Linked DNA regions of Mus musculus: regions 1 and 3 are each linked to region 2. The links are chromatin loops, found by intact Hi-C in ENCODE. Cell type or tissue: left cerebral cortex. All regions are shown on one strand.

What was found. A loop is a pair of places that touch in the nucleus more often than their neighbours do. Peaks named below come from ENCODE experiments on the same cell type or tissue, not always from the same donor. Only the 100,000 strongest peaks of a DNase experiment are listed, where the experiment ranks them.
Region 1: it touches region 2 in a loop (4-fold over the local background); 16 of 42 quality-filtered maps call a loop at or near these places.
Region 3: a loop joins it to region 2, with 3 times the contacts of the local background. A loop is called at or near these places in 22 of 42 quality-filtered maps.

The regions. Positions count from the first base shown.
Region 1 is chr8:85,452,464-85,460,463 of GRCm38, forward strand. No RefSeq gene overlaps it. Among named protein-coding and RNA genes, the nearest start is that of 4921524J17Rik, 24 kb to the left of the region's middle. In left cerebral cortex, a CTCF peak has its summit at 4,253 (motif pointing right); DNase peaks (open chromatin) are centred at 39, 1,142 and 4,285.
Region 2 is chr8:86,581,353-86,589,352 of GRCm38, forward strand. No RefSeq gene overlaps it. Among named protein-coding and RNA genes, the nearest start is that of Abcc12, 19 kb to the left of the region's middle. In left cerebral cortex, CTCF peaks have their summits at 666 (motif pointing left), 3,933 (motif pointing left), 4,506 and 5,458 (motif pointing right); DNase peaks (open chromatin) are centred at 673, 1,112, 3,929, 4,462 and 2 more places; H3K4me3 peaks cover 598 bases; H3K27ac peaks cover 804 bases.
Region 3 is chr8:86,899,960-86,907,959 of GRCm38, forward strand. No RefSeq gene overlaps it. Among named protein-coding and RNA genes, the nearest start is that of Gm33391, 17 kb to the right of the region's middle. In left cerebral cortex, a CTCF peak has its summit at 3,349 (motif pointing left); a DNase peak (open chromatin) is centred at 3,350.

The sequences.
Region 1 (8,000 bases), 1.1 Mb before region 2:
TCTACAGGAGCAGAGGGTTTGCTTAGCAGGTTTGCTGAGAAGGAAAGCCTGAAGCTCTGGCAGCTGTCCTCGCCAGCAGGCAGACAGAGACAGCGCCCCCGCCCCGCCCCCGCTCCCGCCCCCACTCGGGTCCCCAGCCCCACCCCCGGAGAGGCTGATCTTTAGTTGCGGAAAGGCAGCATACACTTATGAGAGAAAGCAGCGTTTGTGTGTGTGAGACATGTGTGGTGACAAGTGTGTGTGTGTGCGTGTGCGTGTGCGTGTGCGTGTGCGTGTGTGTGTGTGTGAGAGAGAGAGAGAGAGAGAGAGAGAGAGAGAGAGAGAGAGATGACCACAGCAAATCAGGAGTGGGATTAGATCTAGGAAACAATTGGGGAGTGTTTTTATGAAGAACTGGAGCCTGAAATGAAAAGTGATGTAACCGAAGCAGTAAGAGAAAGGGTCGAATGCAAGAGCCTCAGGTTCCGTTCCACTGCCTTAATGTAAGGTCCTTTGGAATCTAGAAGTCAGGGGCTGGTGAGATGGCTCAGCAGGTAAGAGCACTGACTGCTCTTTCAAAGGTCCTGAGTTCAAGTCCCAGCAACCACATGGTGGCTCACAACCATCCGCAATGAGATCTGATGCCCTCTTCTGGTGTGTCTGAAGACAGCTACAGTGTACTTACATATAACAATAAATAAATCTTTAAAAAAAAAAAAAAGGAATCTAGAAGTCAACTGTGTCACACTCTGGCCAATGGTAACCATCATGGAGGGGTACTGAGGCCAGACCATGCGTGAAAGGACTGGTATAGGCACAGCGTGCCCCAAAACCAAGTTCTTAGCATAACCCAGAGAGACAGAGGGCCGGAATAATAAGAGACAGAGTTAGAAGAAGAAGGAGGTTGAGGGAAAAGGGGAAGGGAACAAAGGAAAGGGGAGGGATATCTGTCCTAGGGGAATAAGAGACTACCTCTGAATAGAGAGGAGACAGACATGGCCCACAGGCAAATGGTAGTTTATAAGGGTGAAAGGGGAAACCTTATGTTGGAATGAGCTGTTGAATTTTAATTGGGCATGTTAATTAGCTCAGGCTGGCTAGAGCCTCTTCAATGAGACTTAGGTTTCTGTTGCTGTGATAAAACATGCCCAAAAGCAGCTTGATGTGGGAAAGATTTATTTTATCTTCCATGGTAACATTCCATCACTGGGGGAAGTCAGAGCAGAAACACAAGCAGGGCATTTCCTGGAGGCAGGGACTGAAGCAGAGACCTTGGAGGAAGACTGTTAACTGGTTTCATAAAACCATAACGAGGCACACTGTTGTCAAGGAGTCACACTGTCTGCAAGCATAGCCGAGTGTCAATAGTGGCAGGGGTTGGCTCTCTCCCATGGGATGGGTCTCGAGTTAGGCAGTCACTGGTTGGCCGTCCCCTCAATCTCTGCTCCATCTTTATCCCTGTGTATCTTGTAGGCAGAACACATTTTGGGTTGAAGGTTTTGTGGGTGGGTTGATGCCCCTCTCTCTTCACAGGAAGTCCTGTCTGGTTACAGTAGGTGACCAGTTCTGAAAAGGAAAAGTTTCACTAATCTTAAAAAGATTCAGGACTGGAAAGATGGCTCAGAGTTAAGACATGGATACAGTTCTCAGAAAACCTCCCCCTCCCCTGTCTCTCCCCTGCCCCTTCCCCCCACCACCCCAGCAGCTCACAGCTCTTTGTAACTCCAGTTCCAGGGACCCCAACCACCTCCTCTGCCTCCTAGGGAACCAGGTACATATGTGACACACACACACATATGTAGACAAAACACTCATACAGGTACATGTGTGATGCACACACACATATGTAGACAAAACACTCTTACAGGTACATGTGTGACGCACACACACATATGTAGACAAAACACTCATACAGGTACATGTGTGATGCACACACACATATGTAGATAAAACACTCATACAGAAGTAAATATTTTTTTACTGTTAAAAACAAAAGGAATGTTCACACTGGATTTAAAACTTAGTAGAAAACCATGATAAGCAAGATAGCATAGCAGTGAGACAAAGAGAGGTGAAGAGTCGGTGAAATAGAGTATGTGAATAATGTAGAATAATAGAATAATGTATGTGAACAGCTGTTCACACGTAGAGTCAGGTGATGTTTGACAAATAACTCAAGACCATTCATAGGCAAAGAATAGATCACTCAATGAATTCTGACAGGACAACTACATAAAGCCATGCAAAGAAAGAAAAATTTGACACCTCCCTCCACCCCCACCCCGTCCCCAAGAACTGGAGAGATGGGTCATCAGTTAGGGGCAGGAGTTGCTCTTGCGAGGACCTGAGTTCAGGTGCTAGCACCCACATGGTGGCTTACAACCATCCATAACTTCCTTCCGATCCAGGGTATCAGCTTCCTTCTAAGTAACCCCCGATTAGGCAATACTGTCTAGATATGATTTACAGCTCTCCTGACAGGGGCTGGGGAGAGAAGCAGAGCCCCAGACTCCTTGGCCAGGTTCACTCACTGGGAGCCAGAGTATGTGCTACAGGGGTAGCTGGTGTCTGCTTCCCCACGTGACTCACAGCAGCCCTCCTTCAGGAGACAACAGAGGAAGCCCTGCCTTCTTTGCCATCGCAGCCTGGAGTGGTGCCCCGGCCCAGGTGAGCTGGAGGGAAGCAGGAACGGACCCGAGCTTGGCCATAGGCTTTTGTTCTTAATGGGTTTTTATAGACTTGTTGAATAAATAAATGCTTCTTTGCCTGCTGCGGGATCTTAGCGCCAGTCCCAGCTATCTTAAACAGTGTCTCTTGTCATTTTGTCTGGCTTTTTTTTTTTTTTTTTTTTTTTTTTTTTTTTTTTTTTTGGTTTTTCGTGACAGGGTTTCTCTGAATAGCTCTGGCTGTCCTGGAACTCACTTTGTAGACCAGGCTGGCCTCGAACTCAGAAATCAGCCTGCCTCTGCCTCCCAAGTTAAAGGCATGCGTGCCACCACCACCCGGCTTGTCTGTTTCTTTGTTTTCACTGTTAAGTTTGTCTCTTTGGGAGCACATCTATGGAGCACTTTGTGGTCACCAACCCTAAACAAAATTCTCTAAACTGTTTTTTGTTTTGCTTGGGGGTTTTATTTTCTTTATTTACTTTTTTGTTGTTGTGCTGTTTGTTTTTGAAGTAGGGTCTTGCCTATACTCCAAGCTGGTCAGGAACTCTCAATCTTTCTACCTTAGCCTCCCAAGTACTGTGATTACAGGTGTACATTTCCATGCCTGGCTCTGAACTGGTATTTTTGTCTTGTAAATATACTGGGATTTTGTTCCAGAACTCAAGCATGTTCAACAAAATGTTATCCTACATAGACCCGTGTTCCTATTATTTACATGTTGTTTTATGGAAACAAATGTAATGCCTTAAACACCAATTATTTAGTTAGATTTCAGTTTTGTGGCTCAGGAAAGACTTAGCTGTGTGGGGATCACTTAGTATTTATCAAGAAGGTGGGGTAGACTGGCAGTTCCAGGCAGACTGCATTTCCATGCCTGGTGGCTTGGCAGGGATGGTGGAGCACAGGACAGCTGAGCCCATCTCTCTCTTTAGTACTTAGAGCCTGTTCACATGTCTTCAGTAAGATGGTCCAAGTTTTTCCATGGTGGCTCAGAGCTTCAGTAGTGACTGTTCCTGGAGACTAAGAAGGAATGAGAACCTCTTCTGAAGTCTCAAAAAACTTCCGATTGGCCTGAAATCTAGATGGGATGTCCCTGCCTAGGAAAGGAATAAGGTTTAGAAGGATGTAAATTGAGCTGACTGAGGCTTGACATCAAAGCCAGGAAAAAGAGGATCTGACCAGCCACGAGGTCAAGCTGGAGGAGGGCTTAGAGCTGAATAAACCCCTCTCGTGCTATGAGGAATGTAATTTTGTTCCTTCCCTATCACATCCAGGATTACCTGAGGTTCACATCTGTAGAGACTTAGACTATGGGAGCCTCAGAACTCTGTCAGTCGTCAAAAAGGTGTAAGGCCCCTTTCTCATTAGGATCCTCGCAGCCCAGGACAAAGTCAGGGTCACCAATAAGGCCCTTGGATGGAGGTTGGCTCTCCCTCACGAAGAAGGAAATTGTTGCTTCCAGCATCCCCCACTTTGCACGTTAGGTTCTTGGGGAGGCTTGTAACCCGGCATCTTTTGGTCATTCTAGTCTAAAATAAACTGGTCAGCATATTTCAGACTAGATAGAATCCTCACACCAAGGCTTATTTAAGTCTCGAAGACTAAACCAGATGGCCGCTAGATGGCACTTTCGCACTTGCGGAGATGAGAGGCGCAGCTGCTATAGCTGTGGCCTTAAGTTGGGTTTGTCTTTTGGCTCTCTCCTCATTCAGCTGTTCTGACGATTGATGATGATGATTCGTCAACTAGCAAAGACCTCGAAGACTGTGTCTCATAAAGTAGGGAAAGGGTTCTGGAGTCGCTGGACTCGTTTTTTGAAGCTTTCGTCTTGTAGAGTATGTAAGACATCTTACTCTGCCCCAACGTCTGGTTTTTTTGTTTTGTTTTTCGAGACAGGGTTTCTCTGTGTAGCCCTGGTTATCCCGGAACTCACTTTGTAGATCAGGCTGGCCTCGAACTCAGAAATCCGCCTGCATCTGCCTCCCAAGTGCTGGGATTAAAGGCGTGTGCCACCATTGCCCGGCTCTGCCCGGGCTTCAGAAGACGCTTGAATTGTAAGATGTAGTCTCAGAGTGGCTTGACTTTCTATAATCTCGGAGTCAAGGTTAGTATGGGTGCACATGGTTTCAGCTTGGGTAGGCTCAAAGAAAGCAGGGTTTTGTTTTTGTTTTTGTTTTTTTGGAAGCTCCTTGTGTTGTCTCCTGTAGGTTTGATAATGGCCTTTTCCATGGGTGGGGCATGGCCTAGGGAGGGAAGAGTCAGGAATAATTATTCTGGGGAGTTTGGGTGAGGTCTGTCCCTTCAGAGAACAAAACGGTCACCAGGTTGTTAATAATCCCACTCTCAGCCTTCTGGATGGGATGCAGGTTTTGGTTTTATCTCCTCTGTTGAGGGGGAACCCTGTGTGATTAATATTCCTGGCTCTCTTAGTGCTGCTCTGTGAGTACCGGGTCCTTATGCCCTCTATACCGAGAGATCACATCTTCAACTACACACGGACGGACGGCAGAGAGTAAATAGGTGGGGTGAGCCTCGCAAGGTGACACTTTCACAAAGAGCCCCATCCGGGTCTATGATGGACATTTCCAGTCAAGCAGCCTCAGCAGGATATAGAGAACCTGTCCTAAATTATGACAAATGAGGTTTAATTGTAGCATACAGTTGTAATCCAGTGTACCCTAGGGCAGCCAGGGTTACCAACCTGGGAGCAGAAAAGAAGGCCAAATTTTGTTAATAAAAAAATATATAAGAGGGGCTGGAGAGATGGCTCAGTGGTTAAGAGCAATGACTGCTTTTCCAGAGGTCCTGAGTTCAGTTCCCAGCAATCACATGGTAGCTCACAACCATCTGTGATGGCATCCAATGCCCTCTTCTGGTGTATCTGAAGACAGCTACAGTGTACTCGTACACATAAAATAAATAAATAAATCTTTAAAAAAATAATACTTTTTTAAAAACCAGAAAAATAAGAATTCCTTTGTTGCTTCTCATTTTCAGAGTCTGAGGAGCAAACCTAGGCTGATTTTTGATAATACATCCCAGAAGTGATTCTGAGTGTGTCCCATAACACGAATCATATCAAATTGCCCTTTAATTCCAGCACTTAGGAGACAGAGGCAGGCAGACTTCTGTGAGTTCAAACCCAGCCTGCCTGTATGGTCAACAGAATCAGTTCCCAGCCAGCCAGTGCTACATAGTGAGACATGTTGTCTCAAAAGAAAAAGAGGGAAGAAGGAAGGAAGGTTCATTTGGTGAAAATTCCACCTAAGGCAGCTATTTCTTGAATCAAATTTGTGCTCAAATTTCATTTCTCCCGAGAAGCTGTTCCACTTGGTATTATTAGCCAATTACATAAGACAGGCTCTGGACACTGATCCCCTGAAAGAACAGCCAGTGCTCTGAACCACTGAGCCATCTCTCTAACCCACTATCTTTTAAAAACATATTTATTTCTCTTTATGCATATGAGGTTCTGCCTGCATATGTGTGCTTGTGCACCGTAGGTGTATGCCTGGCACCCAAGGAGATCAGAAGAAGGCATGTGATCCCTCGGAGTTGCACTTGACTTTTAGCTGCATGTGGTTGCTGGGGACTGAACTCTGGTCCTCTGGAAGAGCAGTCAGTATCCTTGACCACGTCATTTCTCCAGCCCCTGGAATGAAAAAAAAAATATATGTATGTATATATGTGTGTGTGTGTGTGTGTGTGTGTGTGTGTGTGTGTGTGTGTGTGTATGTGTGTGTGTGTATGAATGAAGGATATGGCTCAATGGTTAAGAGCACACACTGCTCCTGCAGGGACCTGGGTTTGACCCCTTTTCGGACTCCACAGGTACCCATACTCACCTGTACGCATGATCACACACACACACACACACACACACACACACACACACACACGTTGTTAATATTCCTGTCCAGTGAGAGGTATAAGCATCTTCCCCTTCTCCAAAGTCCCAACGACAAACCAAGTACAATTCCACCAGAGCTCACCCTGGAGAACGGCTTAGTCCTTTGGACTTACAGAGTATAGCTAAGAAGTTGCCATCAGAAACATGCTTGGCCAAAAAGAAAGAGACCACTGCTCCAGTTAGTGTCTGGACAGAGCAAACCTTTGCTTCTGGTCCAAAGGTTGCTGTACTCACAAACAAAGGGCAAGCACATGGGACAGCAAGTGTGCTTGGTTTTTACTTTAATGTCTGCGGTGACTGCCATTTCCCCATTGGCTAGAGTCTGACCTCACAGTCTTTTGTGATTGGCTAGTTTTAAAAGAACTAGTCAGAGAATATGAAGGATGATGGGGAAGAGCCAGCCAGCCACTTAAGTTCCAAGAATGCTGTAGGACCTTTTTCTTTTAAATAAAAGTGTTATCAGGTATAGAAGTTTTTTTTTTAATGAATAAATGTTTTTTAAAATGGGGGGGGTGTAAAAGATTTTGAATCTTGGTCATAAACCAACGTTTTATAGTATTTAACAGAAAAGAGTAGTGTTTACAGTTTCTTACACTAGTTGCAGTAGTCTGGGTGGTTATACCACAAAAGGCCACACTAGAAAGTCTGTACCCAGCATAAACGACCCACCCACAGCCAGAGAAATGCATGATTCTTCCCTAGTACTTCCCAGCCTGTACGCATTATCTCCTTGAGGCCATGCAGAATTAGGGCAGAATGCACATAACTGTTAGGAGCGTGTGGTTACTCAACTAAGAGTCACATGATCCTCTTCAGCCTTCCTTCTATGAAGGAAAGTCAACAGCCAATAAGCCCAGTTATAATGATCTTCTGCAAGCAGAACCAACTGATCTGATGATGGTGACAGCTTAGCTTAGAGATAGTCCTGCACAAAACACAGACACACAGAGACACACACACACAGACTCACACATACACCACATGCATACATACATATTTATATACACACAACACACATGCATACACACGTACGCATACACACATGCTTACATACACACATGTACACACACATACACACAAATGCACACATGTACATGCACCCATGCATCCACATATATACATACATACACAAACACATGCACACATGCATACAGACACACATGCATGTGCACATGCAATTAGAAGTAAAAATTAAGCTAGAGAGATGGCTCAGCAGGTAAGAGCACGTGCTGCTCTTACAGAGAACCTGTCTTTAATTACCAGTGCCAATATGACAACTCCCAAATATCTGTAGCTCCGTTTCCAGGGTATCCAATGCTCTCTTCTGGCCTTCATGGGCATCAGGCCCATAGGGTACACAGACATAGATGCAGGCAAACCATTCATAAACATAAATTTTTAAATATTTAAGATAACTTTGTAAATTTTTAGATTGTATTAACCTG
Region 2 (8,000 bases):
ATGACCAGAGCCACCATCCTAGAAACAGCTCCCCTTAGCTACCTTAGCTACCTTCAAGCACTGTTGGACATCTCATAAGACCTCTGCCAAGCACCCGTGGCCTGTAGGGATACCTCTTGCTGTGGCCCTGCTGTGGATTAGCTTTCCTGCAGTCAACAGAAAATATTAGGTGGAAGACTCTAGAAGCAAACGCTTCACACTTTGTTTTATTGGAGCCCATTCTGAAGAGTGTGAGAAAGCTCGGACCACCCTGACTGTAGACATCACTGCTGTCAGCCACTTAGTAACTGGTTCAGTTGTCAGATCAATTGTCAACAGAGTCACCGTGCTTATGCTCAGGGGATCCTTATTTTGCTTAATCATGACCCAAAGTGCAAGAGCTGTGATGCTGGCAATTTTATTACGATGTATGAATTGTTCCATCTTATTATTTATTGTGGTTATTCTCTTACTGTGCCTAACTCCTGCATCTAATTTTTTTTTCATGTGATGGTAGAAGCATCAGATAATAGAGGGCTCAGCGTCCAGTGCTGCCCTGGGCTTCCACTGGGGCGTCTTGGAACATATTCCCCAGAGACCACAGAGGCCCACTCTATTTAAGACCTGTCAGGTCTCTGCTTTGCTTATCCCTGCCAATTCCTCCCTCTGCTGGATGTTTCCTGCTTCTACATTTCCTACAGAAATTTGGTTGCATCTCTCTGCCAGCAATAAACCTGATGTTTCCCTCCATGCCCTGAAGGGACCCAGAAATGTGGCCACCGGACAACTGGGCAGTAAAATGGATACTTCAAGAGAATCATGCTGGATGTGGGAAGGTTCTCTTTACAGGTGCTGGGAGTACCTCGCTTCTTGTGCCTCCCTCCCTTCTCTATGAATGCAAATCGCTGCTAATAATATCGCTTGACATTTATAAAACCCTTTTCTTGATCTTCACAACAGCCTCAGGATGCCTCCTAAGCCCAGCCAGACTCCTTTTCAAAGTCTTCCAAACAGACCCAGATATGGCAAGCTTACCAAAGGAGGATGCCCAATTTGCCTCCATCTTCATTCGAGGCCAAGCACAGATGGATTTCTACTAAGACAGTATTTTGGTGCTACATCAATTGGATCTTGAGGTCAGATTCTGGAGCAGAATGATACAGAGGGGGCGTGGATCTCTGAATAAAGGAGCAGAAGAGATGAGCTCCCACCTCACTCAGTATCTGAGCGCATCCAAGATCAGGGAGCAGAGGCTCAGATAAATGAGCACGCCTGGGAGAGTGAGAGATGAGCACGCACTGCAGAATGAGAAGAACAGTCAGGCATCCTTGCTATAGCCTGGCATGGTGGCACACTCCTATATCAGCAAGAAGGACTGAACCAGGCAGGAAGATTATTAGTTTGAGGCTAACCTGGGATACAAAGCAAGATGAAAGAAGAAAGAAGGAGAGGGAGGGAGAGAGGCAGGGAGGAAGGGAGGGAGGGAGGGAGGCAGGGAGGAAGGGAAACAGGGAGACAGGGAGACAGGGAGACAGGGAGACAGGGAGACAGGGAGGGAGGGAGGGAGGGAGGGAGGGAGGGAGGGAGGGAGGGAGGGAGGGAGGGAGGGAGGGAGGGAGGGAGGGAGGGAGGGTAGGAGACAGGAAGGCAGGAAGGCTGAGAGGCAGGAAGACATGGAGACAGGGAGGGAGGAAAGCAGGGAGGGAGGGAGGGAGGGAGGGAGGGAAAGAGGAAAGGAGGGAGGAAGGGAGGCAGGGAAAAAAGAAGAAAGCAAGAGTAGAAGGAAGGAAGGAAGGAAGGAAGGAAGGAAGGAAGGAAGGAAGGAAGGAAGGAAGGACGGAAGGAAACTTTGCTATATTTTCTCATTCTTTTAAAAATTCTAAATGTAGGGGCTAGTGAGATGGCTCAGCGGGTAAGAGCACTGACTGCTCTTCCTAAGGTCCTGAGTTCAAATCCCAGCAACCACATGGTGGCTCACAACCACCTGTAATGAGATCTGATGCCCTCTTCTGGTGTGTCTGAAGACAGCTACAGTGTACTTATGTATAGTAATAAATAAATCTAATAAATAAATAAATAAATAAATAAATAAATAAATAAATAAGGTACCATGTGCAAAACACACAGCATTTTTTTTTAAAAATTCTAAATGTATACTGCTAATCTAAAGATACTAAACCCAGGGCTGGTGAGATGGCTCAGCGGTTAAGAGCATCGACTGCTCTTGCTAAGGTCCTGAGTTCAAGTCCCAGCAACCACATGGTGGCTCACAACCATCTGTAATGAGATCTGACGCCCTCTTCTGGAGTGTCTGAAGACAGCTACAGTGTACTTACATATAATAAATAAATAAATAAATAAATAAATAAATATTAAAAAAATACTAAACCCAAAGATGGCTGAAGTAAAAGATTTGTCAACTGCTAGATACGCTATCCATAAAAAGGCCAGGTCCTGGACCAGTGTCTGCAAATTCCCAGTAGCAGGCTAAGCAGCCCCCTGGAAAATGTACTCCATGGAGCAGAGTTGGGGGCTGGCTTTATTTATTTATTTATTTATTTAGCCTTGGAGAAGGGAACCCTGACTGACACTCACCTCACCTCACCCAGCCCAACCCCCAGCTACAGACACAAGGGGTGGCTGACACAGAATAAGAAGCTTGGAGCAGGACATGGGTCCTTAGAGCTACATCCCCCATATTGGATGTTTGCCTGTCCCTCTGGTCCTTTCTTCTTCTGTCTTAGATCAAAGTGCAGACAAGTCTGTTCAAAGCCAGTGATGGGGTTCTGAGCCAGACACCCCTCCTGCCAGAGTGAGGATCCCTCTATCAGAATAAATGTTATTTATTTATATCAGATAAATGTTGTTATTAATCTGTTCCCATGCCGTGGGCCTCTTTGATTCTCCAGTGTATTTTCAAAACCTTTTTTTTAATGTCCAAGACACGATATGTAGAATTACAGATAACCAATTAAACTAAAAGAGTGCTATGTTAAAAACAAGGCAGGATATTATGAAACATAATCTACTGTGTTGACGCTCTAAGTAACATAATCTAGAAGGAGGTCTAATGACCACCAAGAGTCCAAAGCATCAATACACGTGAGGTTTGTGAAAACTGGGGCAACCAAATGAGATTTGAGAACGCCCATTGATGCCGCCATCCTCGTGAAGGTCGTGGATATGATGTATTTGATTACCTCCATTATGATAAAGGGAAAATGCTAAATTTCCATTAGTAAAAATAATGACATTTTTTTCTGTTCTAGCCCACAGGCACATGGACGACAGACAGGTCAGCTCTCAGACTGGTAATCTGTAAGGTTGCTTCTAACACAAATTATCTAGATGAGACAAGGGGATGTGTATAAAATGTGTTAGGACGTCAGTTTTGTTTTGTTTTGTTTTGTTTCTGGCAAGCCCCCGCTGACCTAGAACTCTGTAGACCAGGCTAGCCTCAAACTCAGAGATCTGCCTGCCTTTGCCTCCTAAGTGCTGTGAGTAAAGGCTCTTGCCACCAGCCCTATGTAAGAATTTGACAGTCTGAAGAGTTGGCACCAGAGTATCACATAGGTGGAAACTGCTTTTGTTCTGAGAACTGTCTGTTAGTCATAGTGGCCCATACATATACCCAGCCACATGAAAGGTTAGAACTGGAGCTACAAGTTCAAGGCCAGCTTGGACCACATAGTGAGTTTGAAACCAGCCACTGCAGAGTGGCTTTAATAAATTTGCTCTGAGTGATTTAGCTGCTGCTGACTTTGAAAATAATCCCAGAAATAGAGATTGATGGAAGAGATCGGGGCTGGGGAGGTAGGTGGAGTCCTGTGGATCGGTGGCAGTAGCCTCTTTCCCATCCTCTGACTCAGGGATCTGCGTTTTTCTGTCCGGATTCCGTGTAGATCACTGCAGTTTTGAGTCTACGGAGCCTTCCTGCATTACTAGGAAGAACCTGCCATCTGCTGGCCAGCTTGAGTAAAACATGAGGACCCTCCTGAAGGATGATGGCTGTTTGGGGAGGGCGTTCTGGTACAAAGGCCATTGCCACAAAATAGGTCTGGGAGGGACAGATATTTTCTATTAACAACTCTGGACTTGGAAGAAGCCGGATAGGATGGCACTTAGAAGGGCCCTTCGATTGCTCTTTGGGACTCCGAAAGTAACGAAAGGGGATAAAAGATTGAAGAAAAAAAAAAAAGTAACAGGGAAAATAGCTATTGAGAGAGAGAGAATGAGGATTTACAGTCAAAAAATACCCCACAAAAAGAAACAGGTGTCACTGGAGACGCCTCCGGGCGGAAGAAGATGAGAACATTTCCCCGCCTTCGGTGTAGACCGTGTTCTTCGGTTCTGAGATCGCATCGCCCTCAGGCAAAACTGTTCCTTCTGCACTGAACGTTCTTCCGACCCCATCCTTCTTATCTAAGTAAATGTTTGTTTGCTGCCGCTCTAGGGAATCTGCAGCAAGTCCGCTGGGCAAGCGAGCTCTATGGAAGCTCAGCTCAGCTCTTTGTCGACACCTCCTGGCACTGCTCTGGAACTGCCTGCTGACTTGTTTACTGCTTACTTCGTGTCTCCAGAGATCAAAACCCCCAGGCAGGGTATCATTTAAAGGCAGCTCTATCCTACTGTGAAAAACTATGCGAGACTATTAGCTTACTGGATTCATTTTTCTTGTGGAATTTTGAGGAACTTGGTGATCACAATTTGAAAACAAATAAAAATGCGTTGACACATTTTTTCCCCTAGAGATCTTCTGCCTAGAAGTTGAAAATCATTTCTTTTTCTATTTCAATATCTGCCAACACCCTTGAGGGGCCTGCCGGCATCCATAGCCTGCTCATAGCAAAAGCCTCGCGATTCTAGAGAGGGAACCCCTCCATTCAGTCCATGTGACTTGGAGCTGATCCTGTCCTCCCACACAGGAGTGACTGGGCCTGGCAAATCCAACTTCTAATAGCTTAACATGCTTGGTTCAGAGATGAGCATATGACTGAGCTAACCCAATGAGAAAATACCCTACTTTGAAACCTTGACTGAGAATTTCTGAACTTGGTAGGCCATGGTCCTGGAGCTTGTGGTCATTTGGTGCCGCCAGAAAGTGGAAAGTGGCCAGAAGTAAAGCCAGAGGTAAGACGGTGTCTACAAGATCAACATTCTTTCTGTACTGGCTCCAACCCAGAACTTTTACTGGACTTCCCCATTCCATTCCATGAGCCATAGCTACTGGGAAGACTTTTATAAAGAACATATTTTAGACAGTAGCTATCCCAGTGTCCAGTTAAATAGGAAGAATAAGGGAAGATGAAGGTTGGGGGTCAATTAACGTTTTGTCTCTAGGAATGTCCCTTACTCTCAGTGTACTGTGGGGAGCAGAACGCCACCCTCCCTTTCTCTTTCTCTCTCTCTCAGATGTATTTGTTTTTATTTTAGGTGTATGAATGTTTCACCTGCATGTATATCTGTTTATCACATGCATGCCCGGTGCCTGCAGAGGCCAGAAGAGGGCATCAGATCACTTAAAACTGGAGTAACATGAGCCGCCGTGTGAATGCTGGAAATTAAACCCGGGTTCTCTGAAAAAGCAGCCAGTGCTGTTAACAACTGAGCCACCACTCAAAATCAGACCAGTTTTAATGCTCCAGTCTTCCCATATCCACACCTTTGCTTCCTTTACAGTGAACTGCACTAGCAGCAGCAGCAGCAGCAGCAGCAGAGGCAGCAACAGCTACAGCAGCAGCAGAAGCAGCAGCAACAGCAGCAGCAACAGCAACAGCAACAGCAACAGCAACAGCAACAACAACAACAACAGGGCATCAGCAACAGCAGCAGCAGAAGCAGCAGCAACAGCAGGGCAGCAGCATCAGCAGCCACTGCCATCTGCAGTGGAAAAACTGCAGTCCCTGCATTGAGTTCCAAGGAAGCAGATGCTATGGTGAAGATGCTGGACTTCAGCTGCTTCACTGGTTGGCCTGCCTAGACTCCTCCTGCTTGCTCCTACTCTAAACACATCCCTGTTTACTTCCTAATTATGTCCCAGTGTCTGACTAGTGAGAAGAGAATGAGTCACATGGAGACACACTAAAGAATATGGAGCCCAGTGCATTGCTTGCTGGAGTACTGACCACTTTAATGGACTGGGTTTGTTGTTGTTGTTGTCGTTGTCATCGTCGTCATCATCATCGTTGTCATTGTTTTAACCAAACTATGCCTTGCTTTTTTTTTTTTTTTGGTGGGGGGCACATTGTAGCTTGCAGAGTGTTCTTGTATAACATGACCTTGCCCAGTCTTCAAGGGTACCTCAGTGAGGTGGGACAGATCAGCCTGAGTAGCCCAGCATCCAAGAGAACTGCCTACCGTCCTCCACATCTGGCTCTTTTCTAACCTTGCCTGACTGGGTGGTAAGGAATAACCTGTGTGACCTACGGGTACTCCAGGCCTGTGCTGCAGATCCCATGCAGTTATTAATTGGGATCCAACAGCCAGAGGGGTCCCAATTAATACCCCAAGGAGGGTTTGCCTGTTGGGCAAGAAGCCAGTGATTCTCCATTTTCTGAGTCCTCACCAGGAAAGTCCGTATCCTCCTACCTTTCACACACAATGGCCATTGTCAATCACACAGAGGAGAAGAGGGCTGGGGCTCTGCTTCCAGAGGTATCCAACGCTATAAGCAGCCATTCGTTTGTTTGTTTGTTTGTTTGTTTTATATGAGTACACTATTGCTCTCTTCAGACTCACCAGAAGAGATCATCAGATCCCATTACAGGTGGTTGTGAGCCACCATGTGGCTCCTGGGGATTGAACTCAGGACCTCTGGAAGAGCAGTCAGTGCTCTTAACCTCCTGAACCATCTCTCCAGCCCTATAAGCAGCCTTCTTACAACCTAGGTCAGCAGTCACCAAGGCCCACCACTTCTTAGCAATGGATGAATAAATCACATGTGAACCATCAATGGTGCCACTGAGGATGAAGTGTGTCACCTCTGGGTGTCAGCTGATATTCCAGGGATGCGGCAACCTCCTGCTGGGACCACCTGAATGAACAGCTTGTATCTTCCATGTGTAAAGGAGCCGCAAAGACATACATCTTGTTCTTAAAAAAAGAAAATCAACTTCTGCCCAGGCCCTGTGGACCTGCTGGCTCTCAGCCACTGGGTATTTAACCAACCACAGCCAAACCGACACATGGCCACGCTGTTGGCTATGTGGTCAGAGGGACATTGCACAGTGAGTATACTTTCACCCCATACTCACTTAAAATACACATTGCGGGAACCTGTGACCCCAGAACACTTTGTTAACCTATTATGGATCTCCAAAGACCCAGAATGCTTGGGGCTAGAGAGATCACTTAGCAATTAAGTACAGTGGCTACTCACAATGAGTACCTTAGTTCAATTCACAGCATCCACATGGTGGCTCACAACCCTCTGTTACTCCAGTACCAGGGGATTCAACTGGACTTAGTGAACATCAGCCACACATATGCTTCATAGACATACTGGCAAGCTAAACACTCACATACAGAAAATAAAACTAAATAAATATAAACAATATTTAAAAAAAATAAACATAGAATCCAGAACACTGATAATGTAGATAGCAAAAAAAAAAAAGTGGAGCCTCATGTTTATAGAGTGGAGCCTTAGGGCACCCTTTCTCTGTCTCTGTCTCTCTGTCTCTCTCGCTCGCTCACTCTCTTATCTATCTATCTATCTATCTACCTATCTATCTATCTATCTATCTATCTATCTATCTATCTATCTCATCCTTCTCCTCATGAGGTGGGCCTTCTTAGATGCATTTCACATGTGTATTGATTATTCTCCAGTGTCAACTTGCCTGGATTTAAATTTATTGAGGAGAACATCAAAACACAGCTGTGCAATAGAGGGGTTCTTCTTCAGAGGGGGTTAACTGAACCCACGTAAATGTGGGTAACACCATCCCATAGATGGGCACCCAGACAAAATAAAAGGTGCGATGAGGAAACCAGCACAGTGCTGGCCTTCTCCTTTTGTG
Region 3 (8,000 bases), 320 kb after region 2:
TTTGGTGTAGGCTACTGAATTAGTCAGGGTTCCCTAGAGGAACTGATGTGATAGAATGAATCTCTCTATAGAAAAAAGGGACCTAGAATGGCTTAAGGCTGTGCTCCAGCTAATTCAAAGATGGCTGGCATCCAACAGAAAGTCTAAGAATCCAGTAGCTGTTCAGTCCGGGATCCTGATGTCTCCACTGGTCCTCAGCGTGCACTGGAATCCTGAAGAGGGCTCTAATGCCAGGGAAGGGCTGGACTTACAGGCAAGAACAAGCAGGCAATGATCAAAAGGTTTCTCTTCCCATGTCTTTTACATAGTCTGCCAGCAGAAGGGTTGGCCCAGATTTAAAATGGGCCTTCCCTCCTTAGATAATAAATAAAATCAAATAAAATCTGGATTTAGGATGGGTCTTCCCACTGCAATTGATTTAATTAAGAAAAATATCCCTCACCGGTGTGCCCAGCCACTTGGATTTTTAGTTAATTCCAGATGTGGTCAACCAAGAATAGCCATCCCAGTTACCTCACATGGCAGACTTCACATGCAGCCTGTGATCTAGGTACTGACACTGGCTGAACACATCTTCCTGGAAGGGGAGCAGAAAGAAAGCGATGTCTGTAATATAGGGCAGAAAACTCCATAGTCCCTTGGAAGATGTGAAGAGCTTTTCTGATGTGGGACTTTTGCTGGGTAGACAGTGCACATATGTCTTCTCGCCCCCGAGAGGGATCGATTTTGTTTGTTTGTTTGTTTGTTTGTTTACACAACTTAACTCAGGCCAGTGGGAAGAGGGAACTTCAACTGAGACAATGCTTCCTTCAGCTTGGCCTGTAGGCAAGTCTGTGGGTTGTTTTCTTGATTGGTGATTGACATGAGAGAGGCTGTTTTGTTTTATTTTGGAATGTAGGCCATGGCATCACTGAGCAGGTGGTCCTGGGGTGTCCGAGAAAGCAGGTCAAGCAACCACAAGGAGTGCTGTAGTAAACAGACCTCCATGGTCTCCACTTCAGTTCTTACCGTCCGTTTGCTTTCAGCTCCTGCCCTGACTTTTCTCAGTGATGGAGTAGGACCTGGGGTTTTAAGGGTTCTAAGGTGAGATAAGTAATTTCCTTCCCAATTTGCTTTTAGATTTATTTATTTATTTATTTATTTATTTATTTATTTAATGTATGAGTATTCTATTTGCATGTACACCTCATGCCAGAAGAGGCATCAGATCACACTATAGATGGTGTGAGCCACCATGTGGTTGCTGGGGATTGAACTCAGGACCTCTGAATAAGCAGACAGTGCTCTTAACCCCTAAGCCATCTCTTCAGCCTCCCAATTTACTTTTAGTCATAGCCTTTATCACAGTAATAGAAAGTAAACTAGAACAGAAGATGCATAAAATTTGTTCCCTGAGCACAGACATACAAGTTTTTTTTTTCCCCTAGATACCTCTGCATAAGAGGAGCTGCCTGGGGTAGGGGCTGGAGTATATGCTAGTACCCAGAATACTGTTGTACAGTTTCAACTTTATCTGAGTGAGCTCACATGGCCCCAACAACTTTTAGAAGGTGGGGTTGTACCCATCTTACAGACAAAGAAATAGAGGCTTATAGCAATGAAGTACCTCACTTGGAACCCTCACAACTAGGAAGTGACAGTAAGAACAGGCACGGCATATTGTGCTATTCAGGACTTCCCTGTGGACCTGAGGAGACAGAGGTTCCTTGGTTCCTTAGGACTGAGACCTGTGACCTGTAGGATAAGGGACTCTACAGTCCTTCTCTATCCCTGGGTCATAGGAGACAGGTAACAAACCCCAACTGTTGTTAAAAGAGACTAGGTGCTGAGGTAAAGCTCTGAAGCATCTCCCGGCAGCAGTACCGGGTCTGGGGCTGTGAGGAGCCTGCAGTAGGATTTGCTGCAGAATTTCATTGGACCCCTCTTTGTCTGAGAAACCAAGATGGGAGTGAAGTGTGCTTTCCCGAGGCCGAACCTTGATTGGCCAGGGCTCCTCAAGCACATAGGCTCCCGAGGTGGTTTAGTAAAGGGTCACTAGCACCTCCTTGTCCCTTCCCATTGTCTTGTTCCTGCTCCTGCCACAGGTCACCTCCACTACAGCAAGGGAAGAGGTGGGAGCCTGTGGAAGAGGCAATCAACCAGCTGGGGTGGGGTGGGGTGGTAAGGAACGCGGCTCCTCAAGTTGCTAGAATACTTGGCCTAAGACACCAGGGTCAGGCAGTCTCACAGGAAGCTGGGTCTCCGCCCTTCCCCTTGAGCTTCCTAGTAAAAATAACTGATGTTTCCTGAAGCGTTCACATGTGGCAGGAAGGCTGAGCTCGGAGCTGCCAGGTCACCACCAAGATTCCTTTTGTTTTGCAATGGATAGGATAGAAAGAATGTCTCTCTCTCTCTCTCTCTGCCTCACCTCCTCTTCCTCCTCATCACTTCTGCCTTCTTTTTATTTAGAATTCCTAAATTCCTCTTACGGAAGAGCTAAGCTCCTCTTTGCCCTACAGTGTGGAAACAACATCACTGATAATGTCAGGTAATTAATTCAATGGCAAACAGACTGAAACAAATTGTAACTCCAGTGCATTTAGTTTTTGTTCTTTTCTGTTTTGAGAAGAGTTATTATGGCAAGAAACAGTTTCCCTTGCAATTATACTCAACTTAAAAAAAAAAAAACAGAACAAAACAACAAGACTAAGAACACCTTAGGTGTTCAGGGTTCATGTGGCTATTTCCAGAGTCATGAAGAGGGATGGATATAAATGACTTAAATGTGGAAACAAGCATCGCGGCTGGTGATTCTCGACCTTGTGCGATATGAGCTCTTGGGCTAATTGTGCAACCTTTGAAAAAGCCACACTTAGTTTAAGGGTTGGTTCTGCACCCTGCACTGGTCAAACAAAACCTTTGCATAATAAAAGGCTTGGCTTTGCCTATCCCGTAGTTGGTTGGGTCTTTGGTTGGGTCAGACCAAGCCAGGCCCCTCGTTTCTGTTTCTTTTGGGGGTGGGGTCGGATGGGGGGTGTTTTGTTTGTTTGTTTTTTTGTTTTAGACAAGGTTTTCTTCTGTAGCCCAGGCTGGCCTGGAACTCGCTAGGTTGCTAGGGTTGGGGTTTTGAACCTACAGAAATCCTCAGAGTACAGGCACAAACTCCTGTTTATCCGATAGTTTCCTCAAGGAGGATATTTCAGTTCTCTTCCTCTTTTTCCCTCCTGCCAATGTGGTGCTCAGACTTGGAGCTAGAGGATAAAGAGAACATCTCAGAGGTTTTTGCACCTCATAACTTGTCAGTTACTGACTAGCAACTGAAGGAAACGCTTCTGCTTTGAATCGCCTACGCCCTTGGCGCCACCTGCTGGTCGCATCGCGCCAATGCAGCTCTGATCCGTGGAGAATCTAAGCCTACCTTCTGAGCCAAACCTGAGAAAATCTGGTGAGTTGTTGCACACCAGCATCTCCTTCTTTACCCCCAGCATCTCCACACCCAAGCTAGTGCCCTCTGCTCCCCTCGGTATGAGGAGAGCTGCTAGCCTAGGTAGGGGACTAGAGAGATGGCTCGGTAACTAAGGAACTGCAGAGGAACTGAGTTTGAGTCCCAGCACCCAGGGATCCATGGGATTCGACACCTTTGGTCTACATAGACATCCCCTCCCCCCTCCTTCCACCACAGATCTAATCTGGAGGTTTGCTCCCTCAAGCAAAGAGGTCATCAGAGTCACTTCTGAACAGCGATTTCCCCTTGACCCAGGGGCCACTTTTGAAGAACTTCCCTGTGTGTTTGTGACTGCGGACTTGGTGGACCTGTGAGCAGGACATCTGTGGCCCAGCTAGCCATAGGCCTCACTGAATAGACTCTAGCTTACAGTGGGCCCTGGGCTGCATTTTTAACCGGCACCCATTGGACCTGGGCCTCTTTGGCCTGAAGAATCACCTTGCTTAGCAGCATCCTTCCGCAGCTCCGCTTCCAAGCTCCACCGGAAGCCGCTGCGCGCTGAACTGAGCTTTCTCTGGTCTAGGGTCTGCCTTTCCTTTACAAGGATATTCCTTCAGTGCTCATCGCAGGTCCTTAAGGGGCCTGTGTGTGCGTGTGTGCGTGTGTGTGTGTGTGTGTGTAAGCTTAGGGATGTCACTTGACTTTCCTAAAGACAGGGGAATAGTGTTTGATCCAACCAAGTCAGTCGGATTTCAAAACTGCTCCTTCTTATCCACCTTTCCCCCTCTCCTCTTCTCATCCTGTCCCTCCTCGTATTTCCCTTCTTGCCCGGCTCCTTTCTTGTCCCCTTTCCTCTGTTCTCCCCCTCCCCAGTCCTCCTCAGTACCCTCCATCCTTCCCCCTCCTCCCCTTGTCCTCCCCTCCACACTTTGGTATGCTTTACACGGGTCCAGGTTCTCCTAGCATCCCTCGGGCCCCTTCCTGGCAAACCCTGCCCCCAACCCTGAACTTTCCAGCCCAGGGGCAGGGGCTGGGCTCCCCCTCCCCAAGCTCTTTCCTATATAAAACAGACATCTTGGTCTCCTTCTCCTCTCGCCTCTCTTCCTGCTCTTCCCCTTCACCTTCTCGGAGTGCACGATTTCTCTCTTTCTCTTCCCCCCTCCCATCTGTGTTCCAAGGAATAGGAGAAACTGGAGTTCAGGTGGTTGTAGCCACCAGGTATGTGCTGGGAACCCAGCCCAGGCCATTTGTAAGAGTAGCTAGTGTCCTTAACCACGGAGCCATCCCTCCAGGTCCCCCCTTTTACTTGCACAGATAGTTGTCTTTAAAAAAATTTTTTTATTGATTTTGAGACACCATGTAGACAAGACTGGCCTCGGGCCTTTTCACAATCTTAAAGCACACAGAATTTCTTGGGGCAGCTAAGATGGAATATAGGTTCTAGTAAGTAATGACTCAGGAGTATCAGAGGGGAGAGTGTGCTACCCTTGGGATGTTTGGATGTGCCCATCCACTGAGCTATTTAAGGCATATTAAATATTAGGCTACGTGTGTGCATGCACGTGTGTGTGCGTGTGTGTGTGTGTGTGTGTGTGTGTGTGTGCGTTTTACTTGGGAATCCAGAATATTGGGGCGGGTAGTCGGGGGTGAGTAGAGTGCACTAATTGGCTGCTGCTACAGTGGGGTCTGCCTCTTGCTATGCGGCAGGTGGAGCTCTCCCCCTGGGTTTGCTAGTGGCGTAGCCACCCATCAGTCTTTTCTCCCTCCCCGCCCATTGGATCTGGAGATCCCTAAAGCGGAGATCATTTGTCTCTGTGGTTCTCACAACAGTGTCTGAACACTTATCATGTGCCAGATGCCCCACTAAGTGCTTTTGTGTTTCATTATCTGAAGTGGATGGTGTTAGGACCCTCAGGGCTTATTTTAGTTACTTCGTCTGGGTTTCCTCTTGTTGTTTGAGATAGAGGTCTGTCTTAGGGTTTCTATTCCTGCACAAACATCACGACCAAGAAGCAAGTTGGGGAGGAAAGGGTTTATTCGGCTTACACTTCCATACTCTGTTCATCACCAAGGAAGTCAGGACTGGAACTCAAGAAGGTCAGAAAGCAGGAGCTGATGCAGAGGCCATGGAGGGATGTTCTTTACTGGCTTGCTTCCCCTGGCTTGCTCAGCCTGCTCTCTTATAGAACCCAAGACTACCAGCCCAGAGATGGTCCCACCCACAAAGGCCCTTTCCCCCTTGATCACTAATTGAGAAAATGCCGTACAGCTGGATCTCATGGAGGCATTTCCCCAACTGAAGCTCCTTTCTCTGTGATAACTCCAGCTGTGTCAAGTTGGCATAAAACTAGCCAGTACAATTGACCCCTTGTCAACACAAACACATCACTAGTAAGTCTCAACCCTTACATTCTTATTCATCCCCAAGATCTAAATAACTTTAAAATTTCAATCTCTTTAAAATATCCATTTCTTTTAAAACCCAAAGTCAAGCCGGGCATAGTGGCGCACGCCTTTAATCCCAGCACTTTGGAGGCAGAGGCAGGCGGATTTCTGAGTTCGAGGCCAGCCTGGTCTACAAAGTGAGTTCCCGGACAGCCAGGACTACACAGAGAAACCCTGTCTGGAAAAACTAAAAAAAACAAAACAAAACAAAAAAAAACAACCCAAAGTCTTTTTACAATTGAAAGTCTCTTAACTGTGAGCTCCACTAAAATAATTTCTTCCTTCAAGAGGGAAAAATATCAGGGCATAGTCACAATCAAAAGCAAAAATTAAACTCCAACTGTCCAATGTCTGGGATCCAATTCATGATCTTCTGGGCTCCTCCAAGGGCTTGGGTCACTTCTCCAGCCCTGTCTTTTGTAGCACACAGCTTTTCCTCCAGGCTCCAGATACCTGTACTTCACTGCTGCTGCTGCTCTTGGTGGTCATTCATGGTCCTGGCATTTCCAAAATACTGCATGACCCCTTCAGTCCTGGGCCATCAATTGCAGCTGAGGCTGCACCTTCATCAACGGCCTTCCATGGCCCGTCACAGTGCCGAGATTCAGCTGCTCTGCATAACCTCTTCAAAACCAGTACCACCTGGCTGACTCTTACACATTAACAAGTCCTGCTGCTGCACGAGGTACAACTTTGGCTATCTCCGGAACACACCCTCTTTGTGCACTCAGAAAACACTTCCCAGAAGATGACACCTCAATGATGCTGGTCTCTTCTTAATCACAGCTAATTTCTTAGCTCCAGCTAACCAGCATCAACAGTCCCAGTAATGCAAAGTTTTCTCTTTAGTAGTTCTGGTATCTTGTTAATCACAGCTGATTCTTCAGCCCCAGCTAACCAGAACCACAGAATCTTCACAATCAAAATAGCAATGGCCCTGATAAAAGTCTTTAATCTTCCCTCTGAAATTTCACAAGCCAGGCCTCCATCTTCTGCACTGTTCTCAACATTATCTTCCAAGCTCCTACACAACATCTGACAGAGCTCTTAACACCAAATGGATCTTCTGGCCCAAAGTTCCAAAGTCCTTCCACAGTCCTCCCCAAAACAAGGTCAAGTTGTCACAGGAATACCCCACTCCTGGTACCAATTTGTCTTAGTCAGGGTTTCTATTCCTACACAAACATCATGATCAAGAAGCAAGTTGGAGAGGAAAGGGCTTATTCGGCTTACACTTCTCCTTTCTCTGGGATAACTCCAGCTGTGTCAAGTTGACACAAAACTAGCCAGTACAGGGTCTCACTCTGTAGTCCAGGTTGGCTTTGAACTTACAACCATCTTGCCTCAGTTTTCTGCACGTTGAGATTACAGATGTGTCCCATGCCTTTCTTCTTAGTTTTGAGATGAAGAGAACGATTAAACAACTCATTTGAGTCACACAGCAACTGAATGGCAGATTGCTGATATAGGCAAGTTGACTCTAGAACCTTCCCCTTGCCAGTCTCCCATGCTAGAACCTTCCCCTTGCCAGTCTCCTATGCCACCTCAGTGGCCTTTCTTCTTTTGCTTAGAAAGGTAGGGGAGAAAGCTCTATGGGGTTTACTTCAATGTACAACAGTAACCTGCAGGCCAATGGAACTGTATTGTGTTTGGGGTCTGATTTTGTAAATAAGTACTCATTACAACCCTGGGACAGTTACTAAATGTGCTTGTTTCTTACCCAAAACAGGGGCAATTTCCTGGGTTATTGTGAAGGCAAATTGATGTGTTCTTACAGTAAACCCAGGAACATGCGTTTGCTAGGCAATGGGTGGGTCTCTCACTCTTTATAAATCAATATCCACCTCTCTATCTGTGTATGTGCCGCATGCATGTTTGGTGCTCGTGGGGGACAGACGTGAACACTGGAACCCCTGGAACTGTAGTTAAGGAAGGTTGGAAGCAGCCACGCGGATGCTGGGAAAGCAAATCTGGTTCCGCTGCAGGAGCAGCAAATGCCCGTAACCACCAGGCGCCTCTTCAGCCCCTGTAGTAGGTTTTTTTTTTTTTTAAGATTTATTTATTTATTTTATGTATATGAGTACACTGTAGCTGTACAGATGGTTGTGAGCCTTCATGTGGGTGTTGGGAA